2 separate regions of the Homo sapiens genome follow, and region 1 is linked to region 2. Evidence: read pairs that join two places in POLR2A ChIA-PET (ENCODE). Cell type or tissue: GM12878. All regions are shown on one strand.

Region 1 (8,000 bases), 120 kb after region 2:
CTATAATCCCAGCTACTCGGGAGGCTGAGGCAGAAGAATCACTTGAACCCGGGGGTGGAGGTTGCAGTGAGCCAAGATTGTGCCGCTGCACTCCAGCCTGGGTGACAGAGTGAGACTCCGTCTCAAAAAAAAGAAAGAAGCAATGCTAGAGAAGACAGAACGTGCCCCAGTTAACATCAGGCTGTTGCAACAAGATGCCATTCAATACAGTGGTGAAGTTTCTAAAGGAAGCCACTGAAGCCTTCCTCCTACTTCTAGTAAATATGTGACAAGTACTTCTCATAAACAAGTCTCCAAGCATTCGACAGTAATTAGGCACTAGAACATCATGGGTCCATCTGCAAGATATTCTAAGACACATGTTCTTCCACATTTTAACATCTCTGACATCAATGGTACCTTACAATTGCTGCCAGGCAGATGGCAGCTCTGACTTACTGTGAAAATCAACCAATGAGAACTTCTAGATGATCAAAAAATACTTGCATCAATGCATCTTGATTTGATAAAATCCACTATTAAACTGGGAAAGACTTCTGGAGGGACACCGGTACCACCACCCAGACCACTTAGCCATGGGCTTGGTCTCTAACTAAGGCAGGTGTGTGCTGTAGCAAACATCTAACGTTTTAGATAAGGCCATACAGTTTTACACACACGTGCACACACGCACACACACACACACACCAGGTTTACAATGGAAAAACTTTAAAACCAACAAGAAATTTAAAGAACAGGGTGGTATCAATTTCTGATACACCAAGTACCAGAAAATACTGGAGCACCATCTATCGCAGTGCTACTCAAAGTGTGGTCTGGTCCAGCATTGCTTTTTACTGGTTTGCAAGTGAGAAACAATTGAGTGAAACCTTTTAGAAACTTGTATAGCAATTTAACATTGCCATGACATCAAGCATGTGATCAGCAATTTATTTTTATTGTAGTTTACCAAAGTATTGGCTCATGGCAGATTGGAATTTTTTTTTTTTTATTTTTTTAAGACAGAGTTTTGCTCTGCGACCCAGGCTGGAGTGCAGTGGTGCGATCTCAGCTACTGCAACCTTCGCCTCCCGGGTTCAAATGATTCCCCTGCCTCAGCCTCCCAAGTAGCTGGGATTACAGGCATGCACCACCATGCCCAGCTAACTTTTTGTATTTTTAGTAGACACAGGGTTTCACCATGTTGGCCAGGCTGGTCTCGAACTCTTCATCTTAAGTGATCTGCCCGCCTCGGCTTCCCAAAGTGCTGGGATTACAGGTGTGAACCACTACAGCCAGCCAGATTGGATAATTTTAAAGAACAACTGCTTTGCCATAGATAGTTTGGAAAATATTGCTCTACAGAGTTCATCTGGAGGACCAGACAGGTAAAACCACGATCTAAAACGCATATAACCACAAAAGTAATCACTATTCTATTTCTAACAAAATAGCAGACTAGATGCCTGAAACCCACCAGGTAAAGAACATCTAGACTGCTGGGGAAAAAAGTTTATATTACACAATTAATTGATTCAACAGGATATATATATATATATATATATATCCTGTTGAATATATATATGTATCCTGTTGAATATATATATGTATCCTGTTGAATATATATATATCCTGTTGAATATATATATATATATATATATATATATATATATATATATATATATATATATCCTGTTGAATATACACATATGAGATAGGGTCTTGCTCCGTTGCTCAGGCTGGCATGCAGTGGTGTAATTATCTGCATCTCCCAGGCTCAAGCGATCCTGCCACCTTAGCCTCCCCAGTAGCTAGGATAACAGGTACACTCCACCACACCAGGCTAATTTTTTTATTTTTTTATGGAGATGGGGTCTCACTATATTGCCCAGGCTGGTCTTGAACTCCTAGGCTCAAAGAATCCTCCTGCCTTGGCTTCTCAAAGTGCTGGGATTACAGGCATGAGCCACCACGTTCAGCCCCTGAACTGGTAATATACTGATATGGTTCAAATCACTAAAAATATTAAGAGGGTCTGATAAAAGAAATCTGTCACCACTGGCCCCCCATCTGCCTGTTTCCATTACTGCTTCCCCAGCATTACTAGTTTCTTGTCCTTCCAGAGGTTTTAAAAATGCATATACAAGTCAAAATATATACACACATTTATGGTATATATGAATTATATATGTACATATTCATAAACTTGTCTCTCTTCCTTTTTAATACAAGTGTAGTAAAAGCATGTTTTAAAATACATAATTGAACCGTTAGGACAATAAAGAAGAGTCTCTAAGGTCAGAAATGAGAAAAAAACCTCTTCAGTGACTGAGTGCTAGAGTCCATGCTTGCCTCCTGACCATCTACTGGTGACCTGGAGATGGAGAGAAGCCTGAGATAAGAATGACAGGACAACTGTTCTGAGAGCCTTGGGTAAATCTGGACTCCCTGAAAGGCAAGCAGAAAAATCCTGGTCCATAGAGGGAAGATGCGGATGCTCTCTATCTTGGATTCAGTCCTCAGTGAAATAGAATAAAAGAAAAAAGTCTTGGCCAGGCACAGTGGCTCATGCCTGCAATCCCAGCACTTTCAAAGGTGGAGGCAGGTGGATCACTTGAGGTCAGGAGTTTGAGACCAGCCTGGTCAACATGGTGAAACTCCGTCTCTACTAAAAAATACAAAATATGGCCAGGCATGGTGGTGTGCACCTGTGGTCCCAGCTACTTGGAAGGCTGAGGCATGAGAATCCCTTGAACCTGGGAGGCAGAGGCTGCAATGAGCAGAGATCGCGCCACTGCACTTCAGCGTGGGCAACAGAGAGAGACTCCATCTCACACAAAAACAAAAACAAAAAAGAAAAAAGTCTTCTTGGAGAACACCTCACCACGTGGGTTTGGGCCAAGAATGCAACCTCCCTGTGTACCTGAACAAAACCCAAGAGAAGAGAAGGAAATGAGGGAAATCATTATATATGACCACAAATAATATGAAAAGAACCACACAAGTTCTAGGAATGACAGTTACAATCACTGACATCAGAAACTCAAAAGACAAGTAATACAGAATCTTACGTACTCACAATTTACGAAAGAATTGGCATCTAGATTAGAAGAAGCTATCCAGAATGCAGCCCAGAGAGAGGGACAGGTAAAGACACAGAAATCATGAAAAAGTTTGAGATGTGGATGACAGAATAAGAAGGTCTAAAATCCCAGTGATTTTTATCTGTTGGTCCCACTGTGTGATCCTTAAGTGCTATTAAACTACCAAAACATGCAGGTCAAGTGCTGGCTAAGTAGCAGAGAGAACTGGCCCACTAATAATCTCAGTGCCTGTGGCAAGGCTTTAGATCAAAAACAGTAGCAACGAAGATCATCTAAGCTGTACTGAATAGTCTAGAGGCGATTACATTTTGGTAAAGTTTAGAGTAGATCCTACTTCTCCCTTCTCCCAAGATGTTTTACTTTAAATATCATTAGATACACCTCCTCCTTTGAAGAACTTTTCATGTTGAGAATGCAGTATTTTATCATAGATTCATTCTGACTCTCTCAACAGCCACAAAGCCCTCTCTAGGTTTATGGATAAAGAGAATTGTTAAGTACTATATCTGAAATTTCTACTCAAAATAAGCCAGACTATATCACAGGGCCTTTAAAAAATGTATTTGTGCCTCCCCTCTGTCCCTGTCTCTCTCTAATATTTTCTTTCCAAAACCCAACAGGTCAGTTTGTTGTGTACCCCCTAGGGTACGAGATCCTACCTTGCAGAATACTGTTTTGACTTACATAACGCAACCAACAAAGCCATGTGGTACAAATTACTTGAAATGTTTGTCAAAACAATAGAAGAATATCCATTAAGTCACCAAATAAACAAAACACCTCTAGCACTAGGCTCAGCACACAGTGGTACTCCATGACTGCTTTGCAGTCACTTACTGGACAACATCTTTACAGCCCCGAATGTACACTAGTCATTATCATATGCACTGGAATGCAACAAGCAACAGGTGAATTCCCTACTGTGAAGGAGCTGTGGCTTAATGGGGAAGTTGGGTTGCACATGCCCAGAAGCTCTTCTCCTTACAAAACTCTTAAAGATGTCAACAAAGCTTTGCTCTGGAGAATCGTTCCACAGGTGGAAACAATGCCTTTGGCCATGACCAGTGTGTTGGAAACCAATCTACAGATTTCTACACAGAAATCATGAAAGAGTTTGAGATGTGGATGACAGAATAAAAAGCTCTAAAATCCCAGTGATTTTTTTCAAAAAAATTTTTTTAAATCCCAGTGATTTTTTTTCAAAAACATTTTTTAAATCCCAGTGGTTTTTTTCAAAATAAAGAAGAGTTTCCAAGGTCAGAAGTAGCCTTGTGGGCTGGTGCAGTGGCTCATGCTTATAATTCTAGCACTTTGGGAAGATGAGGCAGGCGGATCACTTGAGGTCAGGAGTTCAAGACCAGCCTGGCCAACATGGCAAAACCCCCATCTCTACTAAAAATAGAAAAATTAGCTGGGCGTGGTGGCACACGCCTATAATTCCAGCTACTCGGGAAGCTGAGACACAAGAATGACTTGAACCTGGGAGGCAGAGGTTGCAGTGAGCCGAGATCGCACCACTGCACTCCAGCCTGGGTGACAGAGAGGGAGAGAGGGAGGGAGGGCACTGTGATCAATTGCCTAGTGTTTCAAAAGTGGCCTCCACGGTGGAGCCCTTAAAGTGGGGCAGTATTATAAGTGGCTCGGACAGGGTCTTACAAGTTTTACTGGTTTCTAACTAGTTTTTCTTTTAGTGTCTCAGATCAGGGTTTCTGCATTTCCTAGACAGTATGAACTTGAGCCTATGATTCCTACACGTTGCACAAGCTTTCTCATGGGTGTCCATTTCTACCCTCAGCCTAGGGCAGACGACTTGCTTTCTAGGTTCTATACTGGGAATCCAGTTCTTACCTTCCTATAATGCATCTGGCTTGCAGCCTTGACCTTTTTGTTGGGGAAGTGGTGTGGGGGGTACTTTTTATTGATACATAATGTACATATTATAAAGTCACCTGTAAGTACACAGCTCAAAGAATTTTCTCAAAGTGAAACTCTCATGTAACCAGTACCCAGATCAAAAAACAGTATTAGCAGAACCCCAGAAGTCCTCTCGTGTCTCCTTCCACGTACTATGCTCCCCTCAAGGGTACTCACTGTCCTGACTTCAGACTAGTTTTGCTGGCTTTAAATTTTTATATAAATGGAATCCCATAGGATGTATCTTTCCTGTCTGGCCTCTTTGGGTTGCGTTATGTTTGTGAGAATCATCCGCGTTGTTACATTTAGCTATCATGTATTCACTCTTGTTACAGGATAGTTTTACTAATATACCACACTTTATTTACTTTCTGTTGATGGATGTTTGGGTTGTTTACAGTTTGAGGTTATTATAACTAGTGTGCAGCACTGACTCTGTCCTCGCACTAGTACTAAAAGCCCTACTCTTCCCACCACCCACCCCCCAAGCCTTCAACTTTTGGACAAGATGAAGAAACGCTAACTGGATTTACTCTCTCCCACCTGAAACAACCAAAAAATCAGAAAAAAATACAGGAGACAACAGTTTTGAAGATACTGGACATCAAGCAAAGGAAGACAGTGATTCCTATGACACAGAAAATAAGGTAGGCTGGGTGCGGTGGCTCACGCCTGTAATCCCAGCACTTTGGGAGGCCAAGGCGGGAGGATAATTTGAGGTCAGGAGTTCGAGACCAGCCTGGCCAACATGGTGAAACCCTATCTCTTCTAAAAATACAAAAAATAATTAGCCAGGTGTGGCCTCACGTGCCTGTAATCCCAGCTACTCGGGAGGCTGAGGCAGGAGAATCACTTGAATCCGGGAGGCGGAGGTTGCAGTGAGCCAAGATCGCACCACTGCACTCCAGCCTGGGCAACAGAGCAAGATTCCATCTCAAAAAAAAAAAAAAGAAAGAAAATGAATTGAAGAGCTGGAGTCAACAGTCCAGAAAAACAAAAACATCCAGCACCCAACACGGTGAAATTCAAAATGTCTGGTATCTATTAAAAAATTTCCAAGCATGCAAAGAATCAGGAAAATATACCAATGAGAAGAAATATCAATAAATTAAAACCCCACCGGGATTCAAATTAGCAGACCAGACCAACCCACTGCTTTGCATTCCCTCTTGGTTTCTGGAATATGCAGATTTTCTTTTCACATTTTCAGGCTCTGGGTGTGTAAGTGTCTAATCGTTACAGCATTTCCATGTGTTAATAGGAGAGGTGGTTCTCACATGTGCACACGCCACCTCTCATTCAGAAGTAGAGTCTGTACGGGACTCTGCAAATGCAGTGTGATACAGGCTATCATCAAAGTATGTTTGGAACACTTTGAGAGAAGAGAGATGGAAGCATCCAACTACTCCTAGGAGGCGGTCTTTCCAGACTTTCATACTCCAAGTGTGGCCCATGGACCAGCAGCATTGGCAACACCTGGGAGCTTTTCAGAGCTTCAAAATTTCAGGCCTCATCCCCCAAAACTACTGAAACTCAATCTTCAGTTTAACAAGATCTCTAGGTGATTCACAGGCACACTCAAGCTTGAGCAGCACTGCTTTAAGACTCATCTCTGCTATAAATTCTTCGTGACTTCACAGACAAGGCTGAAAAGGCCTGGAGCTCATCCTCTAGGCAAGAAATAACCATGAAAGACTAAAAGGAAGCAACCAGGATCATTTTTGTATTTATAGAAGTTAAGAGAATAAAGTACAGGCAGGGGAGATGGAAGGCAAGGGAAAAATATTGCAAAGGTCCAAAAGAAAGAGACAAGCACACAAACCAGAAAGGCATAAGAAACAAGTGAAAGGCTGGGTGCAGTGGCTCATGCCTGTAATCCCAGCCAATTTGGGAGGCTGAGGCAGGTGGATCACCTGAGGTTGGGAGTTCAAGACCAGCCTGGCCAACATGGTGAAACCCCGTCTCTACTAAAAATACAAAAATTAGCCAGGCATGGTGGCGCACACCTGTAATCCCAGCTAGTCGGGAGGCTGAGGCAGGAGAATCACTTGAACCCAGGAGGCAGAGGTTGTGGTGAGCCGAGTCCGTACCACTGAACTCCAGCTTGGGCGACACAGCGAGACTGTCTCAAAACAAAACAAAACAAAACAAAACACACACACAAAAGAAACAAGCGAAGGAAGCAAAGTCAAGAGAAGGTGAGAACTCAGAATCAAGGAGTTTAGCCAATAACTGATGATGGTATTGCTGGAGGGGGAATGAGGGATAATGAGGGGTATACCTGGGTCAGGCTATGGTAACTAGTGGTGCCATTCATAAAATCTGGGCACAATGAGAGATGGGAAAGAGTAATGAACTTTTGAACATACGAACTTTAATTTACTCTCAAGACATCAAGTGGTGACATCTCATCTAGGAGACCAGAGGTTTGCAACTTGTAGTATAAATAATGCCCACAGGTAGAGATCACAAGTGAATAAACCAGATGAAGAGACTAGGAATCTGCATTTTTCACAAGCATACCAAATGATGCAGGCTGGCAGTAAACTACAACTGGAGAAACACTACAGTAGAATATAAATTCTCCAGAGCCCAGCAAAGCAATAATACACAGTATGTTCTCAATTTTTAAAAATAATTTTGAATAAATGAAGAGTAAATAAATAAACAGATACAGAGAGCTCAGCAGGTAAGGTTAGCCTAGAGATAAAAATACAGAAGCCATCCACCGTAAGGTAAATACACAAGCTCTCTGAGGCACAGCATTCTTAGAAGATGGCCAAGAAGGAATATATTATTATTGAATCAGTAATGCATGAAGGAGAGGCCGGGCTCAGTGGCTCATGCCTGTAATCCCAGCACTTTGGGAGGCTGAGGCGGGTGGATCACCTGAGGTCAGGAGTTCGAGACCAGCCCAACCAATATGGTGAAACCCCGTCTCTACTAAAAATACAAAAATTAGCCGGGCACGGTGGTGCGCCTGTAATCCCAGCAACTTGGGAG
Region 2 (8,000 bases):
CAAAAAAGTGAGGTTTGATGCACAGTAAAAGGAATCATTATTTAAGTTAGTCTGAGTTATATTGTATTTTGGAAATGCTCCACATTCAATATTTATGCCACATACTCTAAAACCAAAGTATGTAGATTAAAAAAAAACTATTTCCAGAAATAAGCTTGCTGAATCACCACAGGCTTAATTTATTTATTTTAACTACCAGTTTCCTGAATGTTTTTGTCTAATTGGCCTATCTGCAGTTGCCCTTGGTCCACCCTTGAGCCCACTCTTTAAGCCTGTCTGTCACTTAGAGAAGTACAAGTACTTCCTGCTGAGAATAAAGCCTTGATCGCAATTTCAGTGAATTATCAGGGAAGTGTGAGAATAAGTAGGAATAAATGTCTAAACATTTGGGAAAAACTTGTTTGCAATAAATGTGGTTAACAGAGAGTGAATAGGCTTACTACATAAAATTGTTACTCATCAATTAAAAAAACTGTACAATCCTCCTCCGGGGGAAAATGATCAGATATTTTAAGTCTGCTGATATTTTTCTCTGGATGTCAGACCTGTATACTTTGTCCTGCATTATTGGAGTATAATTGGCAAATAAAAGTTTTATGTATTTAAGGCATACAATGTGATGATATGATACACCTATACACTGTGACATGATTACCTCAATCAAGCTAATTAACACATCCATCACCTCACCTTTTTTGTGTGTGGTGAGAACACTTAGATTTACTCCTATAGCCCATTTCAGGTATACATTATTAACTCTAGTCACCATGCTATACATTAGATCTCCAAAACTTATTCATCTTGTAACTGAAAGTTTGTACTCTTTGACCAACATTCGCCATTCCTCCCCAACCCCTAACTTTGGTAACCACCCTTTTGCTCTCTGTTTCTATGAGTTCTTCTGTTTCGGTTCCACCTGCAAGTGAGATCATGCAGTGTTTGCCTTTGCCTTTCTGTGTCTGGCTTATTTCACTTAGCATTATGTCCTCTAGGTTCATGCATGTTGTTGCAAATGACAGGGATTTCCTCCTCTGCCTCTTCTTCCTTCTTCCTCCTCCTTCTCCTTCTCCTTCCCCTTCTTCTTCCCCTTCTTCCCCTTCTTTCTGTTTTTGCTTTGTTTTGTGTTTGTTTTTGAGATAAGGCTGGTCTTGAACTCCTGGGCTCAAGCAATCCTCCTGCCTCAGCCTACCAACTAGCTGGGGCTGGGTCTGCACGCATGCACCACCATGCCTAGCCGCCTTCATTTTTGGCTGAATGATATTCATGTGTGTGTATGAATATTTTCTTTATCCATTCATTTGTCTACAGGCACTCAGGTTGATACCGTGTCTTGGCTATTGTGAACGACTGTGTAATACATATGGGAGTGCAGATAACCTCTTCCACATACTGATTTTATTTCTTTTGGGTATATACCCAGAAGTGGGGTTGCTGGATCATACCGTAGTTCTATTTTTAATTTTTTGAGGAACTACCATACTGTTTTTCGTAGTGGCTGTACCCACTTACATTCCCACCAACAGTGTGCAAGGGTTTCATTTCTCCATATCTTCATCAACACTTGTTATCTTTTGACTTTTTGTTAATAGCCATTCTAACGGATGTGAAGTGAAAGCTCATTGTGGTTTTGATTTGCATTTCCCTGATGATTAGTGATGTCATACACCTTTTCATATACCTGTTGGTCACTTATATATCTTCTTTGAAAAAAATCTATTCAGGTTCTTTGCCCATTTTTAAAAAATCAGGTAACTTGCTTTTTTTTTTGCTGTTGAGTGGTATTAGTTCCTTACATATAATATTTTGGATATTAACTTTTTATTGATATATGGTTTAAAAATATTTTTTCCCATTCTATAGATTGCTTTTTTATTTTGTTGATTGTTTCCTTTGCTCTGCAGAAACTTTTAGTTTGATATAATCCCATTTGTCTTTTCTTGCTTTTGCTGTCTGGGCTTCTGCTGTCACACCTGTATTTTTGTTTTTGTTTTTGTACCAGAGAAAGTGAAGCAACAAATGAGGAACATGAGAACACTGGAGTAGAAAGCTGGGTGGGCATCAGACAGCTGACCAAAATTTTCACTATCAAAATGGCAGGTGAGATTTTTTTTTATATACTAGTTATCACAACATCTTCAACCTTTTCTTTTTTTTTTGAGACCGAGTCTTGCTCTGTTGCCCAGGTTGGAGTGCAATGGTGTGATCTTGGCTCACCACAACCTCCACCTCCCGGGTTCAAGCGATTCTCCTGCCTCAGCCTCTCAAGTAGCTGGGATTACAGGCATGCACCATCATGCCTGGCTAATTTTTGTATTTTTAGTAGAGACGGGGTTTCACCATTTTGGCCAGGCTGGTCTCAAACTCCAGACCTCAGGTGGTTCCCCCGCCTCGGCCTCTCAAAGTGCTGGGATTACAGGCATGAGCCACCACGCCTGTCCTATGTATCTTCAACTTTTCTATTACCAAGTACTAATTTTGTCTTTTCTTGAGTAATACTCCTGTTCTCTAATTGATGGCTTCTAATTGATCCCATCTATTTAGTCATATTTCTTAAACTCAAAGGAGAACTAGATGTGTATTCTCTATATTGAGTGTATCCAGGAAGCCTCCCAGTATGGTTTCAAAGGAGTGAGACTGGAAGCATAAAATTCAGTCCTTCCTGTTGTTAATGTAGCATTATTTATTAGCAGATTGGACCTCTGACAGAAATAAACTGATATCATTTGCTTTAATTTTGATGCTGAATTTCCCCTGTGATTGAGAAATCAGTTTAACCTTCATTTCACAACATCCAGCAACACCTTACCCAGCTCCTTCAGTGATGGAGTTTTTATACTACACAGTGGTTCAGAGTGACAAGCATAACAACAGAGTGATTAAGTACAAGAGGCCAGCAAGGGCCACACAGGTGAAGTCTGAGCTGGCCTCAAAGGGTTAGTAGGGTTTTTTTTCAGGCAGAGACGACTAGGAGGGAAATTCCAGGAATGGGGTGTGTGTGTGTAAGAATGTAAACAAAGGCATGAAACAGCACAAAGAACAACATTAAAGATTGAAATAGAGGGACTAGAGAGGAAGGTTCTAATGAAAAGGAGATGTTATCAAAATAAAAATAAAGAATTTGACAGTGCATTGGATTGGCTGACTGTTGGGGGGCGGTGCAAGGAAGTGGGTAAAGGAAGGGGACAATTTGCTTATGAAGTCTTTCAAAACAACATTTAAAAAAACATCTTCTAGACAAACCGTAACTCTAATGAGACTTCCCCAAAACATACTAGATATTCAACGGAATTATAGTTGTCCTTCTAAGTAGTTTCTTTGAAAGACTAAATGCATATTCCAGTGACACTATTAGTATTAACATTTTTTTTTTCAGAAGTTACCTTTGGGAATTGCCTTCGGAGTGTTTATGAGCTGCAAAAGAACATCAATTAGTCTTATTACTTTACAGTTTTCTCTGTCTATGTAGGGTAAAAACATTATATATCCATATAAAATATATATCATTAAAACTTAGCCTGTTGGACATTTCTTTTTTTATTTTTAATTGTAACTTTTGTGGGTACATGGTGTACATATTCATGGAATGCATGAGATGTTTTGATACAGGTGTGCAATGTGTGATAATCACAACATGGAGAATGGGGTATCTATCCCCTCAAGCATTTATACTTTGTATTATAAACAATCCAATTATACTCTTTTAGTTATTTTTTAATGTACGATTCAATTATGATTGACTATAGTCACCCTGTTGTGCTATCAAATACTAGGTCTTATTCAGTCTTTCTAAATTTTTGGTACCCATTAACCATTCCCACCCCTCTGCCCTTCCACCACTCTTTCCAGCCAGTTGGACATTTCTTTTATAAACTGAAGTATGTGGCGAATGACTTTTAACCATTTCCGAAAATCAAACACGATGTAAAAATATTACACTTGTGGACTCAGAATACCAAAAATATGTGTTTCCAGCCCTGATGGCAATCTTCAAAGAGGGATTGCAGCATACCTGGAGTAGCCACAGCACCGTTGTCAGCACTGAGCCCACACAAGTGACTGTTGACACAGGGACCGTATTCTGTGTATATCTATGTTCTGAGAATATTTTGTTGTTGTGGTGGTGGTTGGAAAAGCTTTTATATGACAGTTTATGGCTCACAGTGGTGTCTGGCTGGTGGCCTTCAATGCAATGACTCATAAGAACCTCTCCTTCAGTCACCCTTGAAGACCCAACAAAGCTGGGGAAAGGAGGGGAATTTCCCGATACCATTGACAATGAAGATGGACAAGCTAACGGCAGAACCTCAGAAGGATCTGACTTCAGATATGCACGCAGCGTACCCTGGCTTCATTTCACAAAAACAGTACCCTTTTGCAAAGGGAGGAAGTGACTTTCTCATGACCCGAACCAGAAAATAGGCAGCCACGGGACTCTATGCACTGATTCCACCTTGGGGAGCAGGCAGAACATGTCCCCTTTGTGACCACGTTCACTGGCATCTTTCTGGATCCAGATAGAGTGCAAAACTTAGAAACAGCTGAGTGGTACGCAGAGGGGGTACAGGTACAGATCATACCGTGCAGGCAGGTATGACCCTACAATAAACTGCCCAAGATATGTGTTGTATATGTGTTGTGTGTATTTGAGTTGAGTGCATTGGGTGCATGTTTGTATATACATGTGTGTGCGTATGTGTGTGTGTGGTGTGTATGTGGTGTGTGTGTGAGAGCTGAGTGCATTGTGTCTATGTTTGTGTGTACATTTGTGTGTGTTGTGTGTGGGGGGTGTGTGTGTGAAGGGCACTGGCCCTTACTCCTGGTAAGAGTGAGTAATAGCAACTGCCATTGGTTATACCTCCTTCCTTCAACTTCAGAGTATGGGAGAGTAGTTCAGTAGAGACAGGAGAAAACGTTTCCTCAGCTGAAGACCTATACTTTTTTATTTGGGAAGGGGGTGATTTATTCTAAATAACTACACAACTCTTTTTATATTAGGGAAGCCACAAGCTGCTTGTTATCTATATTGCACATATTTCTCCATATTTGCTCTTTGTCTTGCAACTTTATTTATAAGACTTTTGCTTGTTTTTGCCATGGGAAAGTTTTCATTGTTACTTAGTCCAGGTTACTGATCTTTTGTTTGTGATTACTGAATTTCATGATGTGCTCAGAAAGACTTTCCACCCAAGATTTAAAAATATTTATCCATTTCTTTCCTAGCTCTCATGCAATTTTAGCCGTACTTTAAAACATTTGTTGCATTTGGAATGTATTTGGTGTAATGAATGAAACAAGAACCCGCATTGTATTTAAAACATTTCACACCAATCTGTATTTTTTCTTAATACCATTCATCATAATTATAATAGCACAATTATTTATATGATTATCTTTACCCAATCACCATTGAGATGCCACCTTTGTATCATGCATTTAAATATTTTTTAAAATGCTCCAGGGTGGGGCGCGGTGGCTCACGCCTTTAATCCCAGCACTTTGGGAGGCCGAGGCTGACGGATCACGATGTGAGGAGATTGAGACCATCCTGGCTAACACAGTGAAACCCCGTCTGTACTAAAAATACAAAAAATTAGCTGGATGTGGTGGCGGGCACCTGTAGTCCCAGCTACTCAGGAGGCTGAGGCAGGAGAGTGCCATGAACCCAGGAGGCAGAGCTTGCAGTGATCATGCCACTGCACTCCAGCCTGGGCAACAGAGTAAGACCGTGTCTCAAAAGAAAAAAAAAAAGCTCCCTTCCACATTATCATGTTAGAATTTTGACCAAAATGATGATGATTTCCCAGATTATTTTGGAAGAATTTATATTTTATACCATACTAAATATTTCTGTTCCCTCACAGGGTATGCCTTTTCACTTAATCACATTTTTTTTCTGTTTTTTTTCCATATAATTCAAATTTATTTGTATGTATTTTATACTTTCACAAATGGATTTATTTTAGATTATGTTTTAATGCATTATAAGATGTTTGATTTTTGAATATTAACATTATATCCTGAAAACTTTCTGAGCTCTCTTTTACTCTTTTACTTTTTAATAGTTTTCAGCTGAATCTCTTAGACTTTCTATTATCTACAAATGATGATAATTTTGTCTTCTTCATTCTAATTTTTAAATTTCTTATTTTGTTCTCTTGTCTATTTGCAATGTCCATCACATAATCTTATGTAGATTATAAGATGAAAATCACTAAGCATGATATCAACTTTTGGTTTAAGAGATGTTTTGATGTAAAGAAATATTCACCGAATCCCATTTTACAAAGAGCATTTATCAGGTATGGACACGAAGTTTTATGAAACGTTTTGTTGATACCTACCATAGGATCATATACTTTTATCTTCCTTTCATCAGTATTAATAGATTTCCTAATATTTAGCCACCTATGCATTCTTGGAATAAAAGTTGCAGTCATGGTGTATTGCTCTTTAACCAAATCTGCTCCTAGATTATATTTGCTGATACTTTATTAAGAATTTTTAAAAATCAATTTTGAGATATTTCTAGCTTTCTCCTGTGTATTATCTATATAAAACAGTCTTACATTGGTTTTTGTTAATTGGCAAGAATTTCTTCTTTCTCTGCCCTAGAACAGTTTAGTATAGAAATTATTTATCCCCTGGAAACCATCATTCTCAGCAAACTAACACAGGAACAGAAAATCAAACACCTCATGTTCTCACTCAGAAGTGGGAGTTGAACAACGAGAACACATGGACACAGGGAGGGAAACATCACACACTGGGGCCTGTTGGGGGGATGGGGGCAAAAGGAGGGAGAGCATTAGGACAAATAACTAATGTATGCGGGGATTAAAACCTAGATGATGGGTTGATGGGTGCAGCAAGCCACCATGGCACACGTATACCTATGTAACAAACCTGCACGTTCTGCACGTGTATCTCAGAACTTAAAGTATTATAATTATAATAATAATAAAAGAAATTATTTATCTTTTTTTCATTTGGTTTTCCAGTTGTGTCATCAAGGGATTGTTCAATGCTCCCTGTGATCGTGAAGTAGACTTTGCCTCCAGATACTGCCCCAATCTGATAGAAAATGATGATGGAGGAAAAACTGCGCTCAGCAGGGCAGAATGTCTTGCAACACCACATTCCTTAGTAATCAATAATGGGTCAGTGGGCTCCAAGGAAGAGTGTTCCTTATTTTTCCAGCAGCTTGCTCATGCCCCTAGCACTTATATTGGTGGGATCTTTTGGAATTTCTTACACTTAGGACCTGCCATACTGCACTGTGCTCATGAACTGGAGATTTGTGTTTGATCATGGGACTCTGTCAACTTGCTCCACATGACATTATATTTGGCATTCTTCATCTTCAGAGTGTGTGGTTTAATGTTGGGGGCTTTCCTCACTGCAATATAGAGTCCTTTTCTTAATTTTCAGTTCTTTTTATTCATTCTTGTTTGCATTGACATAGGGTTTGGAGGTTAACATACACTTCTGCCATCATTTTCCTTATAAGTCCTCACAGATTGTTTCACTTTGGAAAAGTCCATGAGTGTATTAGGCCACTCTTGCATTGCTATAGAGAAATACCCAGGACTGGATAAATTATAAAGAAAAGAGGTTTTAACTGGCTTACAGTTCTGCTGGCTTTATAGGAAGCATGGTGTTGGCACCTGCTTGGCTTCTAGAGAGGCCTCAGGAAGCTTACAATCATGGCAGAAGGCAAAGGGGGAGCAGGCATGTCATGTGGCAAAAGCAAGAGCAAGTGAGAAAGAGACAGAGAGTGAGGGGGAGATGCCACACACTTTTAAACAACCAGATCTCATGTGAACTCAGAGCGAGAGCTCACTTATCACCAAGGGGATGGCCCAAGCCATTCATGAGGGATCTGTCCCCATGATCCAAACATCTCCCACCAGGCCCCACCCCAACATTGGGGATTATATTTCAACATGAGACTTCAGTGGGGACAAATATCGAAACTGTATCAATGAGCAAATAATTTAAAA

Evidence for each region. Peaks named below come from ENCODE experiments on the same cell type or tissue, not always from the same donor. Only the 100,000 strongest peaks of a DNase experiment are listed, where the experiment ranks them.
Region 1: POLR2A ChIA-PET joins it to region 2 with 5 read pairs; 18 of 35 experiments call an interaction of 5 or more read pairs at or near these places.

What each region holds. Positions count from the first base shown.
Region 1 is chr9:111,905,576-111,913,575 of GRCh38, reverse strand. The region is part of intron 1 of UGCG (UDP-glucose ceramide glucosyltransferase); the gene reads right to left. Among named protein-coding and RNA genes, the nearest start is that of UGCG, 13 kb to the right of the region's middle. RefSeq lists an enhancer at 4,054-4,113. In GM12878, no CTCF peak of the experiment used is centred here; no DNase peak of the experiment used is centred here; H3K4me3 peaks cover 2,535 bases; H3K27ac peaks cover 3,437 bases.
Region 2 is chr9:112,025,165-112,033,164 of GRCh38, reverse strand. It overlaps LINC02977 (long intergenic non-protein coding RNA 2977), which reads left to right. Exons shown (of 3, transcript NR_186812.1): 2 at 2,000-2,097; 3 at 3,374-4,627. Among named protein-coding and RNA genes, the nearest start is that of LINC02977, 11 kb to the left of the region's middle. RefSeq lists enhancers at 590-879, 1,010-1,099, 3,863-3,992, 4,303-4,352. In GM12878, no CTCF peak of the experiment used is centred here; DNase peaks (open chromatin) are centred at 944, 1,583, 4,274, 4,760 and 1 weaker place; H3K4me3 peaks cover 3,509 bases; H3K27ac peaks cover 6,545 bases.